4 separate regions of the Homo sapiens genome follow, and regions 2, 3 and 4 are each linked to region 1. The links are chromatin loops, found by intact Hi-C in ENCODE. Cell type or tissue: Caco-2. All regions are shown on one strand. Region 1 overlaps LOC116435278 (a long non-coding RNA gene). Region 2 holds the start of LOC105375118 (a long non-coding RNA gene). Region 3 overlaps PDGFA (platelet derived growth factor subunit A). Region 4 has its middle 82 kb from the start of FOXL3-OT1.

The links. A loop is a pair of places that touch in the nucleus more often than their neighbours do. Peaks named below come from ENCODE experiments on the same cell type or tissue, not always from the same donor. Only the 100,000 strongest peaks of a DNase experiment are listed, where the experiment ranks them.
Region 2: it touches region 1 in a loop (8-fold over the local background); 8 of 110 quality-filtered maps call a loop at or near these places.
Region 3: it touches region 1 in a loop (5-fold over the local background); 10 of 110 quality-filtered maps call a loop at or near these places.
Region 4: it touches region 1 in a loop (7-fold over the local background); 4 of 110 quality-filtered maps call a loop at or near these places.

The regions. Positions count from the first base shown.
Region 1 is chr7:432,663-437,662 of GRCh38, reverse strand. The region is part of intron 1 of LOC116435278 (a long non-coding RNA gene); the gene reads right to left. Among named protein-coding and RNA genes, the nearest start is that of PDGFA, 85 kb to the left of the region's middle. RefSeq lists enhancers at 444-1,279, 1,006-2,205, 2,952-3,787, 3,788-4,624. In Caco-2, no CTCF peak of the experiment used is centred here; DNase peaks (open chromatin) are centred at 1,656 and 2,562.
Region 2 is chr7:329,734-334,733 of GRCh38, reverse strand. It overlaps LOC105375118 (a long non-coding RNA gene), which reads left to right and starts at 1,469. Exons shown (of 3, transcript XR_926965.4): 1 at 1,469-1,646; 2 at 2,525-2,687; 3 at 3,371-5,000. RefSeq lists enhancers at 228-887, 888-1,549 and a silencer at 1,809-1,998. In Caco-2, CTCF peaks have their summits at 1,725 and 1,930 (motif pointing left); DNase peaks (open chromatin) are centred at 1,103, 1,643, 1,903 and 4,783; H3K4me3 peaks cover 799 bases.
Region 3 is chr7:501,906-506,905 of GRCh38, reverse strand. All of the region lies in intron 4 of PDGFA (platelet derived growth factor subunit A), which reads left to right. Among named protein-coding and RNA genes, the nearest start is that of PDGFA, 15 kb to the left of the region's middle. RefSeq lists an enhancer at 2,431-3,208. In Caco-2, no CTCF peak of the experiment used is centred here; DNase peaks (open chromatin) are centred at 1,485, 2,445 and 3,115.
Region 4 is chr7:370,559-375,558 of GRCh38, reverse strand. No RefSeq gene overlaps it. Among named protein-coding and RNA genes, the nearest start is that of FOXL3-OT1, 82 kb to the right of the region's middle. RefSeq lists a silencer at 3,385-3,585. In Caco-2, no CTCF peak of the experiment used is centred here; DNase peaks (open chromatin) are centred at 1,828, 2,408, 3,608 and 4,238; H3K4me3 peaks cover 781 bases.

The DNA of each region.
Region 1 (5,000 bases):
AATGGCCAGGCGGGCGCCGCCACCTGCCTCAGCGTGTGCCCATGGCGAGGCCTCCTGGAAATGGCTGGGCTGAGCAGTGCGGTTTAAAGAAAAACCCAGAGAAGAAGGCAGCCATTCCCTAGGCCCGCGTCCTTGCAGCCTGCCCCAGAGGTCACCTGCCTCCGGAATTTGATTCTTCCCGGGGGTAGCTCATTCTCCCTCCTCTCATTCATTAGCCCCTGCAGGGACAGGGCTTTCCTTCTCAGCCCTCCTGTCCTCAGCCGTAAAACAAGGTGGCTGTTCTAGGTCAGAGCTGCCCGGCAGCCTCATGCCTGGTTTTAAATCTGTTTGTGCTGCCTGAAAACATGTAAAAAAAGGTAATATTTAGTTTGAGCCTATATTTTAACTCCATCACCCAAACATTGTCATTGCAATGTGCAGTCAATGTAGAAATTGCTGGTGAGAGCTCGGTCATGAGTCGGCGCTGACTCCCTCCCACCTGTGGCTGGTCTCACCAGGACGTGCCCCAGGTGCTCCGTGGATGCAAGGGGCTGGGGGCCGCTGTGGCTGGCACAGCTCTCCACCTTCCGTGATAATCCTTGCACCTTTAATGGGCCTGGCTCAGGCTCTGAGTGGGTGCAGTGGAGGCCCCAGGTCAGAGAGAGGCAGAGACCCCCAGGCTGGAGATAGAGATGGGAGGGCCTGGATGGGGCAGGGTGGGGCCTTGGGGAGGGGTCGCCGTGGTGCACAGTGTGGGGCCCTCGGTCGGTGCACCCTGGGCTGCCTGAGGCCTGGAGGTGGGCACCGGGGTGGATCTGGCCTCTGGTTCTGTTGTGTCCACTGGGCCACATGGCCTGGGCAAGCCAGGGTCTCCAGGGGCTGGGGAGGTCCCCCTCACCCACTCTCAGGCACGGCCCCCGACTGGAGCAGGCCATGGTGGCAGAAAAGGGCGTCCACACCCTCAGATTATAGGGACTTGCATGGCAGCAGGCTCCCCGCAGACCACTGAGGGTGCTGAGACCCGGGTAGGTGGGAGAAGCTGTCCAAGCGCAGGAGGTTACGTGGTCCGGGCCACGCCAGGCCCCACCCCGGGTGCTGCTGCCTCCGGCCTTATTTCCCTCCGGCCGATCTCGGTGGTTGTGGGCGGCATCATCGCACGGACGTGCACGGGGGCCTCCAGGGCCTCACACTCCAGACGTGACCAGCAGAGACGGTTCCTGCAGCCTTGGCCCTCGGATGCCTGTGCCGGGAACAGGTGGCTTAGTGGGGCCTGGCTGTGGCCTCCTCTGCGTCCAGGCCTCCTGCCGCCCCCGCCCCTTGGCCCTCATTCTGGGGGGCGTGGGCCAAGCTCCCTGTGATCACCTCTAATGGGCAGCCCCTCCTGGAGCCCTTTCATCTGATCCACAGAGTGTTTCACAAACACTGACTCATTCACCTCCCACGGCCTCAGAGGTAACTTGGTCCATTTGGTAGGAGGGAGACTGAGCCACCTCATTGTTCAAGATTTATTGCTGGGCCACCCAGCAACTCATCCCGGCCTCTTCCCCTCGAGACCCCAGATGTAGGAATTTGGCCAGAGAAGCAAGGGGGGCGGCCCTCCCAGAGGGCCAGGTGGACGGGCCAGGCCAGGCTCTGAGCTGAGACAGCTCCTCTGTGCGTGCGGCTGCCTCTGAGCCAACGGGGCGGGGCTGCTGTTCCACACCCGGCTGTGTCCGTGCCAGACGCTTGCTCACTCATGTCCCTTTGTGTGTGCACAGCTGAATCCTCACCCGAGTCACACAAGTCTTCCAAGTAAGTTCCGTTCTTCCCCCTTCTACAGGCAAGGACACAGAGCTTCGCAGAATTCAGCTCTTTCGGCCCAGGTAGCGCAGAGACTAAGCCTGGGAGCTACCGAGATCAGGCCTCTCTGGCCCCCAGAGTCGTGCTTCTCATTTCGCGTACGCCGTCACCACAGAGCGGCATCTTGTTTACGAACTGCCAAGCATGAGGTTAGGGTGTGTAGTCAGGATCCACGGGGAACAGGCATAAGCCGAGGAGTGAAATGGGATTGTCCAAAGAGGAAGGTGATTGTAATTGCTGAATATTATAGTTCCTTCCTCTCAGTTTCCATCTCAGCTAAACTGTAATCAGACTTCGTTACAGCTTAGACAGTGTTTAAAGGGAAACGCACGGGGCCAGCGATCCCTGTGCCTGTTAGTTCCTGCTTTGGGACCTCCTGCGAGCCGAACGGGCCTTTCTGAGCTGGGGAGCATGCCCGTTCTCACCTGCCCACCTGCGTCTGCTTTGATAACCCGGACATTATCCCGGCTCTCCCCGCGCCCGCCTGTCAGTCAAGCCCTTTGTGAAGTCACTTTCGTTTAGACACTTCTCCTGCTCCGACTCAGGGTAAAAACGTGTCTTCTGTGTGACATGGAGGGAGGTGGAAATTACTACGTGCATAGAAAACTGTAGGTTACACAAATAACCTGTCACCAGAGATAGGCAGCCGAGCTTTAAATCAACTCACGGCAGCCAGGGCCTTCGTGTGCCCTGGGGCCACTCGCCCTGCACGGGGAGGGGCGCATTGCAAAATTCCACCTCCCTCCGGGTGGCCGCTATGCAGAGCTTCTGTCTGAAGCTTGTTTTCCTAACAATGTTGACATTCTTCCCCGGCTCTCTTCGGCAGGTCCCTTGCCCCAGGAAGGTGGGGGACGACCCAGCCAATCTCTCCAGAGCCCGCGGCGTGCACAGCAGAGCTCAGAAGGGCCGCTTCTGAATCCTCGAGCAGCAGTGTTCGATTTTCTGTCAATGCTGACTCCAAACGGCTGCTCTTCCCCATCCGGGTGCTGCCGGTCTCCAGCCAGCATGTGCCAGACTCGGAGGGGACAGCAGCTTGAGCTCATAAAGATACAATAATAATCGTAAGGGGCATAACAGGGGTCGGGCACGGTGGCTCACGCCTGTAATCCCAGCGCTTTGGGAGGCCGAGGCGGGCGGATCACGAGGTCAGGAGATCGAGACCATCCTGGCTAACACGGCGAAACCCCGTCTCTACTAAAAATACAAAAAACAAAATCAGCCGGGCGCGGTGGCTCACGCCTGTAATCCCAGCGCTTTGGGAGGCCGAGGCGGGTGAATCACGAGGTCAGGAGATTGAGACCATCCTGGCTAACACGGTGAAACGCCATCTCTACTAAAAATACAAAAAATTAGCCGGCCGTGGTGGCGGGCGCCTGTAGTCCCAGCTACTCGGGAGGCTGAGGCAGGAGAATGGCGTGAACCCGGAAGGCGGAACTTGCAGTGAGCCGAGATCGCACCACCGCACTCCAGCCTGGACGACAGCGAGACTCTGTCTCAAAAAAAAAAAAAAATTAAAATAAAAAAATGTTTTTTGAGACAGGGTCTTGCTCTGTCACTCAGGCTGGAGTGCAGTGGTGCGATCTCAGCTCACTACAGCCTCGACCTCCCTGGCTCAAGGGATCCTCCTGCCCCGGCCTCCCGAGTAGCTGGGACTACAGGGCCTGCGGCTACACCCGGCTAATTCTTTTATTTTTTGTAGAGAAGGGTTTCCCTAAGTTGTCCATGCTGGTCTTGAACTTCTGGGCTCAAGCGATCCTCCTGCCTCAGCCTCCCAAAGTGCTGACCTCGCAGGTGTGAGCCACTGCACGCACCCCCTTCCTTCCTTTTTCCTTTCCCCTCCTTCACTCCTTGAGCTGGACGCAGCAGCATCTGAGTAACTGTGAACTGCTGTGTGCCGGGATGTCCTGCACGGCTTTTCTTGGTGGGTTTTATGGAGTCGGTGAGAAGGATAGCGGTTGTCAGGTGGATGCCCCAGCACTGCAGGATCCAGCTGAGCCCCACCCCTGGCCCAAGGAACCCCTGGGATCCAGCCCTGTGCCGCTGCCTGGGAGCAGGGCAGCCGTGGCCGGGCAGCCTGGGCGGGCGTGTTCTCCACACTTCCAGGAGGAGGCGGCTGGAGTTACTGGCCCCATCTTTAACCTGAGAGGCTTGGAGTGGTGACGTGGCTTGCCTGGGGTCACACAGCTGGAAATGACAGGGGGCGGGGAATGGGGATCTGACATGGGGTCTGTGTGGGGTCCTCTCCCCATGTCCCACCTCGCCCTGTGCTGGCAAGGCAGGCTGAGGAAGAGTCGGCTTCTATGGGGCGACAGGCTGTGCCTCAGAGACCTTCTTCTGGGTTCCCCGTGTGGCTGCTTCAGTTTGTGTCTTTGGAACGAGGGTGGGGGCACTGCAGCCTTGGGTGGGGCTCCGGAGGGCCTGAAGACTCTGGGAGGGAAGGGAGGAGGCTTCGCCCCAAGATGCAAGATAAGGGGGGCAAAGGGGCAGGGAGAGATGGCAACCCCAGGAGGCTGTCATCAGGCACAGCTGCAGAGGCGCTCGGGAAGCTGGCAGAGCCACAGACAGACCGGGCGGGCTGCATCCTAGCAGAGGGCGTTAGCAAGGACTCTTCAGGTCCGAGTGACAGAAACCTGCTCAGACTGATTGAGGTCAAGGTGGGTATTTACAAGGTGGATATTTCTGGCTCCTACCAGAAAGTGCGGGGTGGTGGGCTTCAGGCACGGCTGGATTCAGGTGCTCCAACAGCACGATCAGGGCGTGGACTCTCCCACTTCTGGCTCTGCTTTTCTCCACCTGGGCTGCATTCCCAGGCAGGTTCCCCACACTCTGGTGGCCCTGCAGGGAGGGGCCTCTGAGTGTCCCAGTCCCAGAGTCTGAGTGACTCGGCCTGGGTCCCTGCTCACCTCTGGGACAATCACCGGGGTCTGGGCCAGCCCTGGGTGGAGGGCCCACTGGGGGCCTAGGGTGGGGGAGCCCCCAGCCACACTGACTGAGATGGAGCACTTTCCCAAAGGAAAATCAGAGTCTTAGCTGGAAGGGAAAATTGAAGATTGGCCAGCAAACACCACAGAGGGCTGAGTACCCCCCCTCTTGCTTACCTCCCGTGACAGGGAGCTCATCACGTCCGAGGACCCCTCTTGCTTACCTCCCGTGACAGGGAGCTCATCACGTCTGAGGAAACT
Region 2 (5,000 bases), 100 kb after region 1:
TGTGTGTATGCGTCTGTGCCTGCATGTGTGTTTCTGTGTGCATGTGGGTGGACGTGTGCATGTGTGCACGTTTGTATGTGTTTGCGTGTGCGTGTGTGTTTCTTTGTGCATGTATGCACATTTGTGTATATGTGTGTGTGCTTGTGTGTGCATGTTTGTGTGTGCATGTATGAGCTTTTGTATGTGTTTGTGTGTGTATGTGGATGCACGTGTGTGTGTGCACTTTTGTGTGTGTGTCTCTGCATGCATGTGGGTGCACGTGTGCATGTGTGCACGTTTGTGTGTGCACGTGTGTTTCTGTGTGCATGTGGGTACATGTGTACATGTGTGCATGTGTGCACATTTGTGTGTGTGTTTCTGCGTGCATGTGGGTGGATGTGTGCATGTGTGCACGTTTGTGTGTGTGCGTGTTTCTGCATGCATGTAGGTGCATGTGTGCACGTTTGTGTGTGTGTGTTTCTGCATGCATGTGGGTGCATGTGTGCGCGTTTGTGTGTGTGTGTTTCTGCGTGCATGTGGGTGCATGTGTGCATGTGTGCATGTGTGCGCGTGTGTGCGTGTGTTTCTGCTTGCATGTGGGTGCATGTGTGCGCGTTTGTTTGTGCGTGTTTCTGCGTGCATGTGGATGCATGTGTGCATGTGTGTGCGTTTGTGCGTGTGTTTCTGCGTGCATGTGGGTGCATGTGTGCATGTGTGCACGTTTGTGTGTTTCTGCGTGCATGTGGGTGCATGTGTGCATGTGTGCATGTGTGCACGTTTGTGTGTGTGTTTCTGCGTGCATGTGGGTGCATGTGTGCATGTGTGCGCGTTTGTGTGTGCGTTTCTGCATGCATGTGGATGCATGTGTGCATGTGTGCGCGTTTGTTTGTGCGTGTGTTTCTGCGTGCATGTGGGTGCATGTGTGCATGTGTGCGCGTTTGTGTGTGTGTGTTTCTGCGTGCATGTGTGCATGTGTGCGCGTTTGTGTGTGTGTGTGTTTCTGCGTGCATGTGCGTGCCTGTGTCTGAACTGGCTTGGGGGGGTGGGGCGGGACAAGGACATTCCTGGACCCGGCGCTTGACAAGCTGCCAGGCCGTCCCCATTGTCATGTCAACCAAATATTTTCAGCCTCCACGCCCAGAAGCCTCCGGAGCTCGCTTCTCCTCGCCGCTCACACACCGCGGGCCAGACTTCCAAACCGCTAGGCAGATTTTGAGTCCCTTTTTTTAGCTGCTGAATGAAAAAAAATAAGCAAACACAAATCTGCTGATCCCGGGCCGCCCCCTTTTCTGGAGAATTTAATTTCCGAGCTTTGATCTGATACCAGGGCCCAGAGGACTTGTTATTTCTAAATAATGAGCTGAATGTCTGTGCTCCCAGCCTGAACTTTTCTGGTTTGGGGAAAAATATGACTTTCCATAGACGCTCTTTGATGCGGCCAGTGGCGCTGCCGGCTCCGGGATGAAAGGCCTTTCAGAGGGCAGGCGGCGCTGGGCGGGGCGGCCGGGCCGTGGTGCCCTCAGGACAATGCCCTCCGCAGGGTCCCCCCCCGCCGGCCCCTCCCTGGGCAAGGGCGGAGCTCGTTCAGCAGGAACCCCGGTGCTGGGACCTGAGCCCAGGGCCACCTGCATCGCGGCCCAACCTGTCTGGGGCCTCGTCCTCTCTCGGTGAGCGCGGGGGTCAGAGGGCGCCCGAGGCAGGGACTGTCAATCCTGGGCGGGTGGGAGGAGGGGGCTCCAGGGCCGCCTCCCCGGCGGGCCCCGCGCTCCACGGAAGGGGCTCTTCCTACCAACGTCATGCCTCAAACCAGGGCTGGGGGGCCCCGCTCCCAAGCTGGGGGACACCGGAGCAAACGGAACGGCGCAGGGCGGGCGCGGGCGGCAGCGCTGTCTGAGGTGCGGGCGGCACCTGCGCTTCCCCGGGAGGTTAGAGAAAGGCGCCCCCTGCTGGCGGCTGCGCCCTCGGGGGACCTGCAGGGCCCGAGGCCACGTGGAGACGAAGGAGCCCTCTCCTGGGGTGGGGGCACGGGACTGGGTTCAGCGCCTCCAAGCCTCTCCCCAGGCCCTCCACTGGGTGTTCTTGTTGGAGTCCGCAGCCTGCACAGTTCCAGCCCTGGCGGTCTGAGGCTAGGCGAGGGTGTGTGGACCAGGGAGACCCCGGCGCCCGGTGGGAGGGCCCAGCCCGCCCACCCCTGCCCTGGCACCTGCCGGCAGAGCCCCCAGCCCGCTCACCCCTGCCCCTGGGGCTGTCAGCATCCACGGGACGGCCACACCACACCAGGAAATGATCATTCCAGGTCAGGGCTGGGTGATTGCGGCGCCCTCTCCCCTTACCCCAGCGGTGGGCAACTTCGCACTTCGGATAGCATTTCCCCTGGGAAGAGGCCAAGCGTGCTTCGACAGGCGGCATCACAAAAGGTCAAGAGGCAAACACCCTCGGTCCGCCGCCTCGATAATTAGCTCCTCAGCCAGCCTGCAGAAAAGCCATCGGGCCTGGACAAGCTCCCAGGCACAGCACCTCACCACCCGCCCTCTGTCCTGCCCAGTGTACACACAGGAGCTCCTGGCACCCCGGAGGGCAGCCCCCAACCCTGAAACACACAGCGGCAGCGGCCTGACCTCCCCGGCACTCTCTACGTCATGTGTCTCAGATGGGGACCTGTGAGTCCCGGAACCTGACTCACGGGTTTGTGTCCACTCCTGGGCCAGGTGGGATTAAGAAATACTTTTAAAAAATAAATAGTTTCATTAACCAATAGTTCAGTCACAGGCAGGTTTGGAAATCGCAAGGAACCCAGTGGGGAAAAAGTAATGAAATCCAAATAAAGGTCTAGTTTAGTTAATGCTGGTGTGCCAGTATTGCATCCTTAATGTGACGAGTGCCCTGTCCTCGGGTAGGATGCCAGGAATGGAGGAAGCCAGGTGCAGGGTAGACCTAACTGTCTGTGCTATCTCCACAAGTTTGCTGTAAATCTAAACATAAAATCCGGTGGATCACTTGAGGTCAAGAGTTCAAGACCAGCCTGGCCAAGATGGTGAAACCCCGTCTCTACTAAAAATACAAAAAAAATTAGTTGGGCATGGTGGCAGGCACCTGTAATCCCAGCTACTCGGGAGGCTGAGGCAGGAGAATTGCTTGAACCTAGGAGGTGGAGGTTGCAGTGAGCCTAGATTGAGCCATTGCACTCCAGCCTGGGTGACAAGAGTGAAATTTCGTCTCAAAAAAAAAAAAAAATCTAAACATAAAATCTAAAATAAAAGTTTCATTAAAAACAGTTGAGAGAGGATATAATATAGGATCTTGTGGGTCACTCTAAGGTTGGATCCTGTGGGTCACTCTAAGGGTTTTGGGCTTTGCTGTCAGTGTCAGCACAATGATTTTACTTTTGCAGGTGGTGTGTCTCTCGGGACCAAGTGGATGTTGAGATACCAGCCGGACAGCTATTATACCAATGCAGAAAGAAGGAAATGGTGGCTTGGGTACTAGTGCCGGGGGACGGGGGAGAGGACATGGTTGCTTGGGCCAAAGGATGGTGCTGAAGTGGGGAGAAGGGGTCTGATTCCAGGTATGTTTTGAAGGTGAAGCCAACAAGAGTTGCTGACAGATTCAGCGTGGGGATGAGAGGAAAGGAGAGTCTGGGCTGAGCCCAGGGTCTCGCCTAACTAGCTAGAGGGATGAGGCCACGCTGACCCAGTGGGGAGTGGGGAAGGGCAGTGCAGGGAGGACAATGGGGAGTTTGTTCTGAGCATGTCCTGGCTGAGATGCCTGCTGGACTTCAAGCTCAAGAAACCTCTTGGATTTAAATCTAGAGTTGAGAGGAGAGGTTGTCCTTCAGGGGTCCATATGAAAGCTTCAGGTGCTTCCGAGGGATCCTCTGGCATGACAGGTCTGAGCCCGTCTTTCCCTCTCCGGCACTGCAGGGCTCCCGCAGTTCTGCTTAGATTCCTAGCAGCCTCTGCTCAGCCCCTCTGCGCTCACCCTGTGCTGCTTGCAAACAGACACCCTGGACTGTTGGGATCCTTTCCTCTCCCCGGGATCTTGTCTCTCCAAGCCCTGGCTGTGTGAGCAGTCCTGCACTCTGATTCTCGTCTTCCTGCTGGCACGACAGTGTTGAAAGCTCCTCTGAGCTTCTCGGATTCTCAGCAGACCTCCCTGCTCAGCTTCTCAGCATCTCTGCTCATGCCAGTTATGAGTTTGCGGTTGCCCCAAAGGGTGCAGAAGTTCGGGTCACCTCAACGCGTTTCCCTCCCCCACAATGTCTTGGGCCTTCAGGTCCTGGCTGCCTTGGTAACTCTCTGACACATTGAGACACATGTGGTCATTTGTTTTCTCCAACCTGGTTGATGGAAGCCAAAAGTGGACTCCTTTTTATTTTTTTGTTTTTTGACAGGGTCTTTCTCTTTTGCCCAGGCTGGAGTGCAGTGATGCGGTCACAGCTCACTGCAGCCTCAACGTCCTGGGCTGAAGCCATCCTGCCGCCTCAGCCTCTTGAGTATCTGGGAGCACAGGTGTACACCACCATGCCCGGTTAATTTATTTTTGTAGAGACGGTGTCTCGTCATGTTGCCCAGCGTTCCGCCTAGGCCTCCCGAAGTGCTGGGATTGCAGGTGTGAGCCACTGTGCCCAGCCTCCTCGTTTTTCTTACAGTTGTGTTTCACTTTATGGATCTATTATGATTTATATAACAACCTCTTATCAACGGGCTTTTAGGCCATTGTAAATAATGCTGCAGTGAGTAATTTCACACATAGACGGCCTCACCTGTGCGCAATGGTATCTATAGGATAAGCAGAATTGCCGGGCCAAAGGGCAGATGCATTTACATTTTTATTGATGTTGCCAACTTCGTGGCCATAAACGTTGTGCTAACTTGTCCTTTCATCAGCTATGTACGAGAGCGCCTGCTTCCCCACAAGTCTGTCAACATTGAGGGTTGCCTGGCATTTTGCTTTTTGCCAGTCTGACCCGTCATAAAATGGAACCTCCATTTAGTTTCAATTTGTGTTTCCTTGTTACCAGT
Region 3 (5,000 bases), 69 kb before region 1:
CCTTTCCGGTCAACATTCAGAGGTCTCTTGTTAGAAGATGGATGGTAGTGAAGCTGGGAGTGTCACTGCCTGGCACAGACCCTGCTGGGATCACCAGGATGTGACTGACCGGCAGCCCTGGGGGAGTGACTGGCCGGGGTCCCTAGCTGGGTGGGTGTTTCCTTGCACTCTGCCTGGCACAGTTAGCTCTTGGTGCCTGGACGCCCGACTCTCCCCCAGACCCAAGCCTCGGGGGTAGGACAGGAGTGTGGGCCTGAACGTGGACCATGGGGATGAGATGCCAGCCCGAGGACTGCAGGGGTCTAGCCTGGACGGAGCTGGCTCTGAGCCCACCTTGCTGTGCTGGAGGCTTCCAGAAGGTGTGTGCTCACCTGGTGCTTGGGATGGGCCTCTGCTCCCTGGAACAGAGTGGCTGGGGTGTTACGGGTGAGAAGCTCCCAGCCACGACTCTGTCCACTCTCTGGGGTCTGGTGCAGGAGTCTCTAGGTGGGCGGAGTGGAGGTCCTCTTGAGCCAGGCTGGGCAGGGGCCTCTTACACGAGCTTGAGGTCTGGGCATTGCTTCCATTCTTAATGGATATGGGGGCAGTGCTGAAGGAGGCAGGATCTTCTTTTTTTTTCTTTGTTATAAAGACAGGGTCTTGCTTTGTTGGCCAGGCTGGTGTCAAATTCCTGGGATCACAGGTATGAACCTCCTCCACGCCCGACTTGAGGGATTTTTTTTTTTTTTTTGAGACAGAGTCTCACTCTGTTGCCCAGGCTGGAGTGCAGTGGCCCGATATCAGCTCACTGCAACCTCCACCTCCCGGGTTCAGGCAATTCTTCTGCCTTAGCCTCTCGAGTAGCTGGGATTACAGACACTCACCACCACGCCTGGCTATTTTTTGTATTTTTTTAGTAGAGATGAGGTTTCGCCATATTGGTCAGGCTGGTCTTGAACTCCTGACCTCAGGTGATCTGCCCGCCTCGACCTCCCAAAGTGCTGGGATTACAGGCGTGAGCCACCGCACCCAGCTGGGGTCCTCATGACCCAAGTCAGCATCTGGATTGAGTGACATTCCAAGTCTCTGTCGAGAGACACCCAGGTGGGGCTGTGGGGCGGTGGGGCCAGGGCTCTGGACTCTAGGCTTTCTTTCCGTGAAAGAGGTGAGAAGGAGTGCAGGCTAGGGATGGAGATTCAACGCTGTGTGACTCTGGGCAAGGGGCTTCCCTTGTCTGTGCTGTGTGTTCTCATCTCTAGAATGGACCACGATGGTGTCCTCACAGGGTAGCTGTGAGGGTTACAGTGACGGGCACGTGCGGTCCAGTCAGGTGTCTTTCATGGCTAATACTCTGTCTTGGAGCCTTGAAAGGGTCAGGCCGTAACCTGGAGTTGGGGTGGGGTCCCCCGCAGGGAGTGGCTGTCCCAAGCCCTCCTCAGGGGGTCTCTGCAGCTTCTGGGCTTTGTAGCAGTAGGGACTCGGCATCCCAGGTCTAGAGGGGTGACGGCATCCCTGGGTTGTAGTCTTGGGTGAGTTCGCGCCGGGAGTGTTGAGGTGGGGCGGCTTACGACGCAGATGAACTCAGCCGTGGGGAATCGGAATGTCTGGTGTGATAAGGTGCAGCCCACATCTCTGGGACGGAAAAAGGGGAGGGACATGGGGACCCCCCCCATCACTTGGGCTTCGGCTTGGGGCCTGGGGGCCGGGGTACCCCCCGTGGGGGTCCTGAGGACATTGTAGTCTGTTCTTTGGACTTGGCCTTCTTTTATGGAGGAGGTTTTTGTGAGAATCCAATATTCATTTTGTGTTCTTGGGAGAAAAATGTAGCTATTTCCTGGCCAGACAGAGGTGGCGGAACGGCCCGGAATCCTGGCATACTCAGAAACAGGTGCAATCATCGCTGTTTGTTTTTGTTTGATAAAAACGGGCTTGTCTGAGGAGGCAGTGGGTTCCCAGACGAGCGGCCGTGCCATGTGCCTTTCGCACGGTGCCCAGAGGGGTGGCATTTCTGTTGTGTCCTGGGAGCCCACGCGCCCGCGGTGGCCGGCCATCTCGAGTGGTTGAGAGCGAGCCTGCCCCTCGCCTGGGCGTCTGGTGTCTGGCCAGACGGGCCTGCGGTCTCTGCCGAGCCAGGCCCTGGTATCTGCCCTGCCGAGGGAACTAGGTGAGGCTGCTTGTTGACCAAAGAGGCTGTGCCATCCGGAGGGTCAGGGCCGGGAGCAGAACAGGGCGCCCTGCCCGAGCCCATCCCCACGAACCCAGATTTCAGAGCCCACCTGCCCCATGCCTCACTTGGCCACCCCTGCAGAGGCTGGGGGTGGGTGGGAGCAGCAGAGTATGGGTGCTTCGAGCCTGGGAGATGGCAGGGTGTGAGGCTGGTGCTGTTCCTCCTGCTGGGACCTGTGTCCAGGGCCTCCAGGGGAGGGGAGGAAGGAACTCGGTCCCTGCTGAGGCAGGAGGGGGCTGGGCCTGGTTTTGCGCACTGGGATCCCTAGTTACTTACTACCTGGGCAGTTCTTGACTCAGGGAGGGCTGAGGACATGCTTGCAGGGCTGGGGGTGGCTGAGGTCCCAGGTGGCCCTGCTGCTCCTCTTGGGGCTTTGCTGCAGTTCATCCTCGGGCCGGGCCTCTCCGACCCCAGGCCCTCAACAGGAGGGTGGCTCTAGACCCACTCTCTGCCTGTGGTGGGTGGGTGGTGGTACTGTGCTGAGCTTGGGGACCAGGGGGTGGGTTGGTTTTGGGGCTCTGGATTAGAATCCACGCCAGTGGCAGCCCACTCTTGAAGGCTGGCTTTGTCCTCGTTTCTGGGGCCTTCTGCATGTGCAGCCTCATTTATTCCTCAACTCCTGGGTGGGTGTGATTGGTCTCCGTTTTACAGATGGGAGGTGGAAGTGTGTGCACGGCCTGCGGAGGCCTCTCTCTGGAGGATTCTGTCCTGGGGAAAGGGGCAGATTGCCGCGGGAGTGTGGAGGCTGATCTGAGGCCTCCCGAGTGGAACGGAGCCCCATGTAGGAAGCGGCAGTGTCCTGGCCGCTTTCTCTCACGCTTTGTGACGTAGCGAAACCTCCCAGGCCAGGTCCTGTTTCTGAGCTGGCTCCTGACCCCAGGCGCCCCACGCCCTGCAACTGTTGAGCTCATACTTGGCTGTCTGCTCACGCCCCAGGCAGCCCAGACCACTTCACACGCCTGCAGGCACCCTTTGCACTGTGGGTTAACCATTAACTCAGCCTCGGACAAGCCTGGTCCCCAGCGCCTTAGGGACCGGCTTACCTTCGGAGCCTGCCTGGTCCCAGGGTGCAGAGCTGACCTTCTCCCTGGGGGCCCTGCTGATGCCCAGTCTCCAGAGTCTGGAGTCCCCCCTTCCCCCCAAGAAGGTTGGGAAACATTCCCCTCCTCCCTCCTTCACCCTCCTGACTGCCTGGGAGGCAGGGCCACTGGGCTGGGGGCATCTGGCCTTGGGCTGAGGTCTCCTCATTCACCCAGCAGCGTGCATTCCCCCACGCCCCTGTGCTCAGGGGGTGACCCGGCCTCCGTTTCCTTTCTAGCCTCAGTTTCCCCATGAACCGTGAGGGGTGAAGTGGGTGATCCATAGTGGCTGTTCTTGCATTTAGACCCTGCATGCGGCAGGGCTGGTTCCGTGGGCACAGATGGAGCGCCTGCTGGGTGCTCAGCTCCCCAGGGCCTGGGAGGGCAGGAAGGTGGTGGCTATTCCCTGGTGTGTGCTCCAGGGGGCAGGTGGGACAGCCTAGCAATTAGGGACAGGCTTAGTTAGAGCTTGCCTGCGCCTCAGTTTGTTCTGTAAATGGAGGTGCCAGTCTTGCCTCCTTGTAGCATGGTTGGGAGGATGAAATGAGTGCTGGGGTTTGGGCTGGGAGAGCCAATACTCTACTCATGCAGTCCCTGGCTGTGTATTAGGGGTCTGTTGATGCCAGGCGTGTGCGTGCTTGCACTCTGTGTGTGTAGTAAGATTCCCACGATGGGGCCCCTGTGTACATTACACATGCATGACTGGTGGGGGGTGGAGTTGCCTCCCCATGACAGGGTATGTGTGTGCATTATACAGGTGTGTGTGTGGGGTGGAGTTGTGTTCCCGTGACAGGGCCTATATGTGCATTATGTGTGTGTGTGTGTGTGTGTGTGTGTGTGTGTGTGTGTGTGATTTCTTGCCTCTCTTGTTGAATGCCTGAAGCTCCCCTCTCTGGCCTGGACTGGGCCATTGTCTGCCTGCAGCTCCCCGGGGAAGGGGCTGTGGAGGCAGGACCCCCATGTTGTGGTTTTGTGCCTGGAGAATTGAGGGCAGGCGTGGCTCGCAGACAGGCAAAGTCCAGTCCGAAGAGGGGAACCCAGCTGAGGTCTGGTTCGCTTTTGAGCTGCCTGTGCCTGATAGCCACGGCCTGCTGGCCTGTGCTCCTCCTGGATCATCTTGTGTAGCCTCGGTGATGGCCCAGGATCCCTGGCCCTGGTTTCCGAGGTCAGGCCTCTCCGAGCCCAAGGAGAGCCTCGGACCTGGGGGAGCCATGAGGGGACCCTGGGTATGGGTCTGCTGGCCCTGCTGCCTGGGGCCGGCGGGGAGGTGGGGCCCTCATCAGGCCAGCAGCTGGGATTATCATCTGGACGCTCAAGTCCACAGCAACCTTGGGCTAGGATACAGCCACGAACCCCCCATTCCTAGGCCATGGCTTTAAATTTTTTTTTAATATTAATAGAGACAGGGTCTTGGTGTATTGCCCAGGCTGGAGTGCAGTGGTGTGATACCAGCTCACTGCAGCCTCAAACTCCTGGGCTCAAGCGATCCTCCTACCTCAGCCTCCCAAGTAGGCTGGGACTACAGGTGCCACCATGGCTTGCTAATTTTTAAATTGTTTTTAGAGGCAGGGTCTTACTATGTTGCCCAGGCTGGTCTTGAACCCCTGGAGTTAAGTGATCCTCCCGCCTTGGCCTTCCAAAGTGCTGGGATTACAGGCGTGAGCCACCATGCTCAGCCTGGCTTTTAAAATGTATTTAAAAACAACGTGATCATT
Region 4 (5,000 bases), 62 kb after region 1:
AACTCGAGTCACTCCAGTATCTCTCCGGGCGCTGCCGGGTCCCGCTCTGCAGCCGCGTCTTTTCAGGAGCATCTGCCCTGGGGATGGACGCACAGGCCCTGCTGCTTCCAGGGACTTCTGGCACCTTCCTCTGGCTCTAGCATCTGGTCCTCAGTCTCCCCATCTGTGAGACCGGCGAGCTCTGCTCGTCCACCTCCCCAGATGCATGCGGTGCAGGCTGAGGCCCCCGTGGAGCTTTGAAAGTCCAGAGCAGGCTCAGGTCTTACGCTACAAGTTCCAAGCTTCTGGGCCGTGGGCCTCGCGGACCGCAGGGTTGGAATCTCAGCGCCTTTAGCCAAAACGGAGCTTGGATGTGGGTCACTGGGGGTCAGAGAGGTCGAGCGGCCCGCCCAGAACATGAAGCTGTGATGGGCAGCTAGGCTGTGAGAGGCAGGCCTGAGGGCAGAAGGGCCTGTCTCAGGTGAGGCCGGCTCGGTCCCCAAGTGAGGACCTGGCTGTCTCCAGCTGCACAGGAGACGCTGGGGCAGAGGCTGCCTCTGAGCCCGGGATCTCCCAGCTGGTCCGGTGGTGGCGTGGGTGCCGACACGGACCCCGTACCCTTTGTGAGACATCCTACCCCTGTGGGCTCCTGCAAGTTCCACACCTCAGGGCTCACTCAGCGGCCTGGGCTCAGGTCTCCTCCATCAGGGGAGGCTCCTTCACGGGCGGCCGTGGGCCCCACGTGACCCCCAGCACAGAGGGCTGCCCACGAGCCAAGTGGCAGGACCCACGCACGCTTCCCACCCCATTCACCTTCCCATTCCGTGTGCGTTCCAGCTGGAACAAGGCCGTCCTTGTCTCTAGAATTAGCGACTCTGAGTGGAGACGGTGAATCCGGGACCACAGGAGAGATTCACTGCATTTGGGGCAGGGGATGGCGAGTGAGTGAGGGGGCGTGTACAGGGTTCCCTCCGTCGGCCCGCAGGTCCAGCTCTCCATGGAGCGTGCGAGGAAAGAGGTAGCCGCCGCGGTGGGAGTGGGGTGAGGTGCGAGGCCTGGAACCCCGCCATTGCTCTTCTGAGACAGTGTTTGCAAAAAGCACCCCAGGTCCCCGGGTGAGTTTTTGCACTGGGAAGCAGCAGCTGGTTCCACTGGGAGGCAGGCATTCCACGGAGACAGGCCTTTTAAGGGGAAAGAAGAATCTCTGAGGCCTCCCAACTGGAAAGGGGGTCCCCCCCCGCTGGCCCCGCTGTTCCCTGGAAGAGGGAGAGGAACACGGCTGGGGAGGAACACGGCTGGCTCAGCTCATTCATTCACCGACTCCCTCAATTCATGCCCTTGGCACCATCACATAACAGAGGCCAGGTTCTTAAAACTTCAGAGAGTGTCGCTCGGAACTATTTTTCTGAACTCTTTCCTTCCCTCCCTCCCTCCCTCCTTCCTCCCTCCCTTCCTTCCCTCTGTCTCTTTCTCCTTCTTTCTTTTTTCTTCTTTCCTTCCTTCCTCCCTCCCTTCCTTCTTTCCCTCTGTGTCTCTCTCCCTTTCTCTCCTTCCTTCTTTTCTTTTTCTTCTTTTTTCACTCCCTCCCTCCCTCCTTCCCTTTCCCTCCCTCCCTCTCCCTCCTGCCCACCCTCCTTCCCTTCCCTTCTCCTCTCTTCTCTTCTTTCTTTTCTCTCTCTCCCTCCCCCCCCCTTCTTTTCTTCCTTTATGGTTTTTTGGTAAAGTGTGTTCACAAGTCCCAGGCCCTCCTAAGAGATAAAAGGGGGAAGGGTGCACGGAGCAGGTTCCACCGCCCAAGGTCCCCCTGCGGGACTTCTCCGAGTCTGGACTTTGCTTTAAACCCTCCTCCACTTTCCCTCGCTGTCAGCTGCAGGTGCGGCCTCTGCGTCCAGGCTTAGCTCCCTGCACGGTTGTTTCAAAGCCTGATGAAGCTGCATGGTGGGGAACCAGGCTCCAGGCATCCGAGGCCCGGATAGGCGGTCGGCCACATTTACGGTGCCAAACTCAGATCAAAGGCCGATGGAATGGGGCAGCCCGGCCCAGTCTCGGGTGCCCACAACAAAGCCCTGGCCCACTGGTCGCAGAGCACAAAAGGCCTGGGCTATGCAGCCTTACTTGTGTGGGGAAGGCCTCAGATAAAGCGACAGGGCATTCTCGGGGCCGCTGTCCCACCACAGAACCGCTCGTCACACATGAAACAGCAGATTAAGAATTTCCTTTTCTATTTTTGCTGCAAAATTTGCACTGGAAAGGGCTTGGTTTGGAAACACTCTCCCCTTTGAGCTGCTTGGCTGCAGATGAAAGGGGCGTCCAGCCTGCGGTCCGGCCCGGAGGGGGCACTTGCAGCCTCGGCAGCCTCCTCGGTGTGACGGCGATAAGGGATCAGAAACCTATTATCGCTGTGTTTATTGTGCTGGTTAACCATTAAAAACGGCGGTGGAGGTGGGGGCCGGGGTGATTTGTTGACTTGAAGAATGGTTTCTGGCTCTGCGAGCGCTTCTGGAATCCTTGCCCCTAAGCCCCAGCTTGGCGGCTGGGTGAGGAGGAAGCTGGGGCAGGTTTGGCCTCTGTGCCCCGGGGAGAAGAGAGACGCAGATGTCTGTCTGTGGGCTGGTGGTGCCCAGGTGGTGTCCGGCACCTTCTGGGGCTGACCGGCGGTTAAAGACGACGTGTTAGGGCCACACGTGGAGAAGTTTTCCTGCAGAGGAGGGGCCATCTCGGGGAGGGAATAGGGCTTGCTGGAGGCCTCACAGTGGGGAAGAGAAGGGGGTCTCTGCCCAGCCCTGCCCCACTCTCCAAGGGTGGAGCACAGAGTCTGGGTGAGAGGCACTGGCTGCGGTCCTGATGCCCAGGGGGTCGAGGGCTGGTGTGAGTGTGGACAGGGCTGCTTGGACTTGGACTACAAGCTCGGTCGTGGTTGCCCTCGGAGCGTTTCTTTCCTTTTTTGGCGTTGGGGGTGGGGAGTGGGAGAGTGTTAGGGTCTCACTCTGTCGTCCAGGCTGGAGTACAGTGGTGCGATCACAGCTCACTGCAGTCGCAAACTCCTGGGCTCAAGCGATCCTCCTGCCTCAGCCTCCCAAGCAGTTGGAACTACATGTGTACGCCACCGCACCCGGCTAATTTTTAAATTTTTTATAGAGACAGGGGCTCGACATGTTGACCAGGCTGGTCACGAAGTCCTGGGCTCGAGCCATCCTCCCGCCTCGGCCTCCCAAAACGCCGGGATTACAGGTGTGAGCCACTGCACGCGGCCTCCGTTGGGTCATTTCTGAGCCCACTGACCCACAGGCCCGTGAGGATGGCTGTCCTGAGTGCGGCTCACACTTTCTCCAGAGCCCGGCGTTCCGGCCACCCGAGCAGCACGCAGGGGAACGCAGGGAGCAGAGTCGCTTCGCTGGGGTCCCGTCCAGGCCCGATGTCTGCTGCTTGTGGCCGGGCGGGCCCAGCGTACATGGGGTGGATGTGTGGGGTGGACGTGTGGCCGGGCGGGCCCAGCGTCTCTTCTGCACAGGGTGGATTGATCCTGCCTCAAGGGCAGTCCGTGGAGAGGCAGTGAAGGGCCGCCCGTGAGGTGGGAAGGCCTGGTCCATCGTAGCTGCCTGTAGCCTGCATTGGATCCGAGCTCATATGGCAGCAGGAGGCTGTTGCTGAAGGCACCCCCGGCTCCCAAAGCCAGAAGTGGATTCGGCTCAGTTGCTGCTTTTCCCTCTTGCCTGGCTGGCGGGGCTGTTCCTTCATGGTCTCAAAGGCATTTGGGTCCGTGAGGCTTGACCTGGGTCTTCCAGGGAGGAGGAGAGGGAGGATCTCCCCCTACCAGGAAGAGGGAGAGAGGGGTAGCCACTCACCAGGGAGGAGGAGAGTGGGGGTCACCCCCCACCAGGAAGGAGGAGAGTGAGGGTCGCCCCCCACCAGGAAGGAGGAGAGTGAGGGTCGCCCACCACGGCCCCACCTCTGCATCCTCCTGGTAACAGGGCTCAGAATGGAGGCTCTTGGGTACATGCAGAGGGACACCCTCCCCAGACACCAGAGTCGTGATGTACAGCTCCGTGATTTCACACAGTGACTCTGTGAGGTCCATGTGCCCATTTCACAAGGGAGGAAACTGAGGCTCATCTGACTGAGCCACCCAGAGAATAATGGACTTGCGGTTTCGACTGAGCTGTTGGCCTTGGTGCTTTGTCCTCCAGATACCTGGAAGGGAGGGTGTGGCAACTCAGGACACAGAGGACAGGGAGAGCTCAGCACCCTTGACCTTTGCTCCCAAAGGACTGTCACTCTCCAAGGGAGGCTCCCACACCCCTCACAGGCCCTGTGCAGTCACCTGCCCCAGGCAACATCTCGTTTTGTCTTGGGCACCTACTCTGCGCTGGGCCCCTCGGGGGTGTTGGAGGCCTATTGTGCGCTGGGCCCCTCGGGTGTGCTGAGCGCCTACTGTGTGCTGAGCCCCTTGGGTGTATTGGATGCCTACTGTGTGCTGGGCCATTTGGGTGTGTTGAGCGCCTACTGTGTGCTGGGCCCCTTGGGTGTGTTGGATGCCTACTGTGTGCTGGGCCATTTGGGTGTGTTGAGCACCTACTGTGTGCTGGGCCCCTCGGGTGTGTGGGACTCCTACTGTGTGCTGGACCCGTAGGGTGTGTTGGACACCTACTGTGCACTGGGCCCTTTGGGTGTGTTGGACGCCTACTGTGCGCTGGGCCCCTTGGGTGTGTTGGACGCCTACTGTGCGCTGGGCCCCTCGGGTGTGTTGGACGCCTACTGTGCGCTGGGCCATTTGGGTGTGTTGAGCACCTACTGTGTGCTGGACCCCTCGGGTGTGTTGAGTGCCTACTGTGTACTGGGCCCTTTGGGTGTGTTGGATGCCTACTGTGCGCTGGACCCTTCAGGTGTTGGAAGAAGTGTAAGGCTCAGTCGTTGCCCTCCAAGAAATGAATGTTTAGTTGGGGAAACAAAGTCCACAGGAGGCAGATGGAAGCATGGCCCCGACCAGACGCCTTTCATGTCCGAGGTTGGCCTTCATGTGG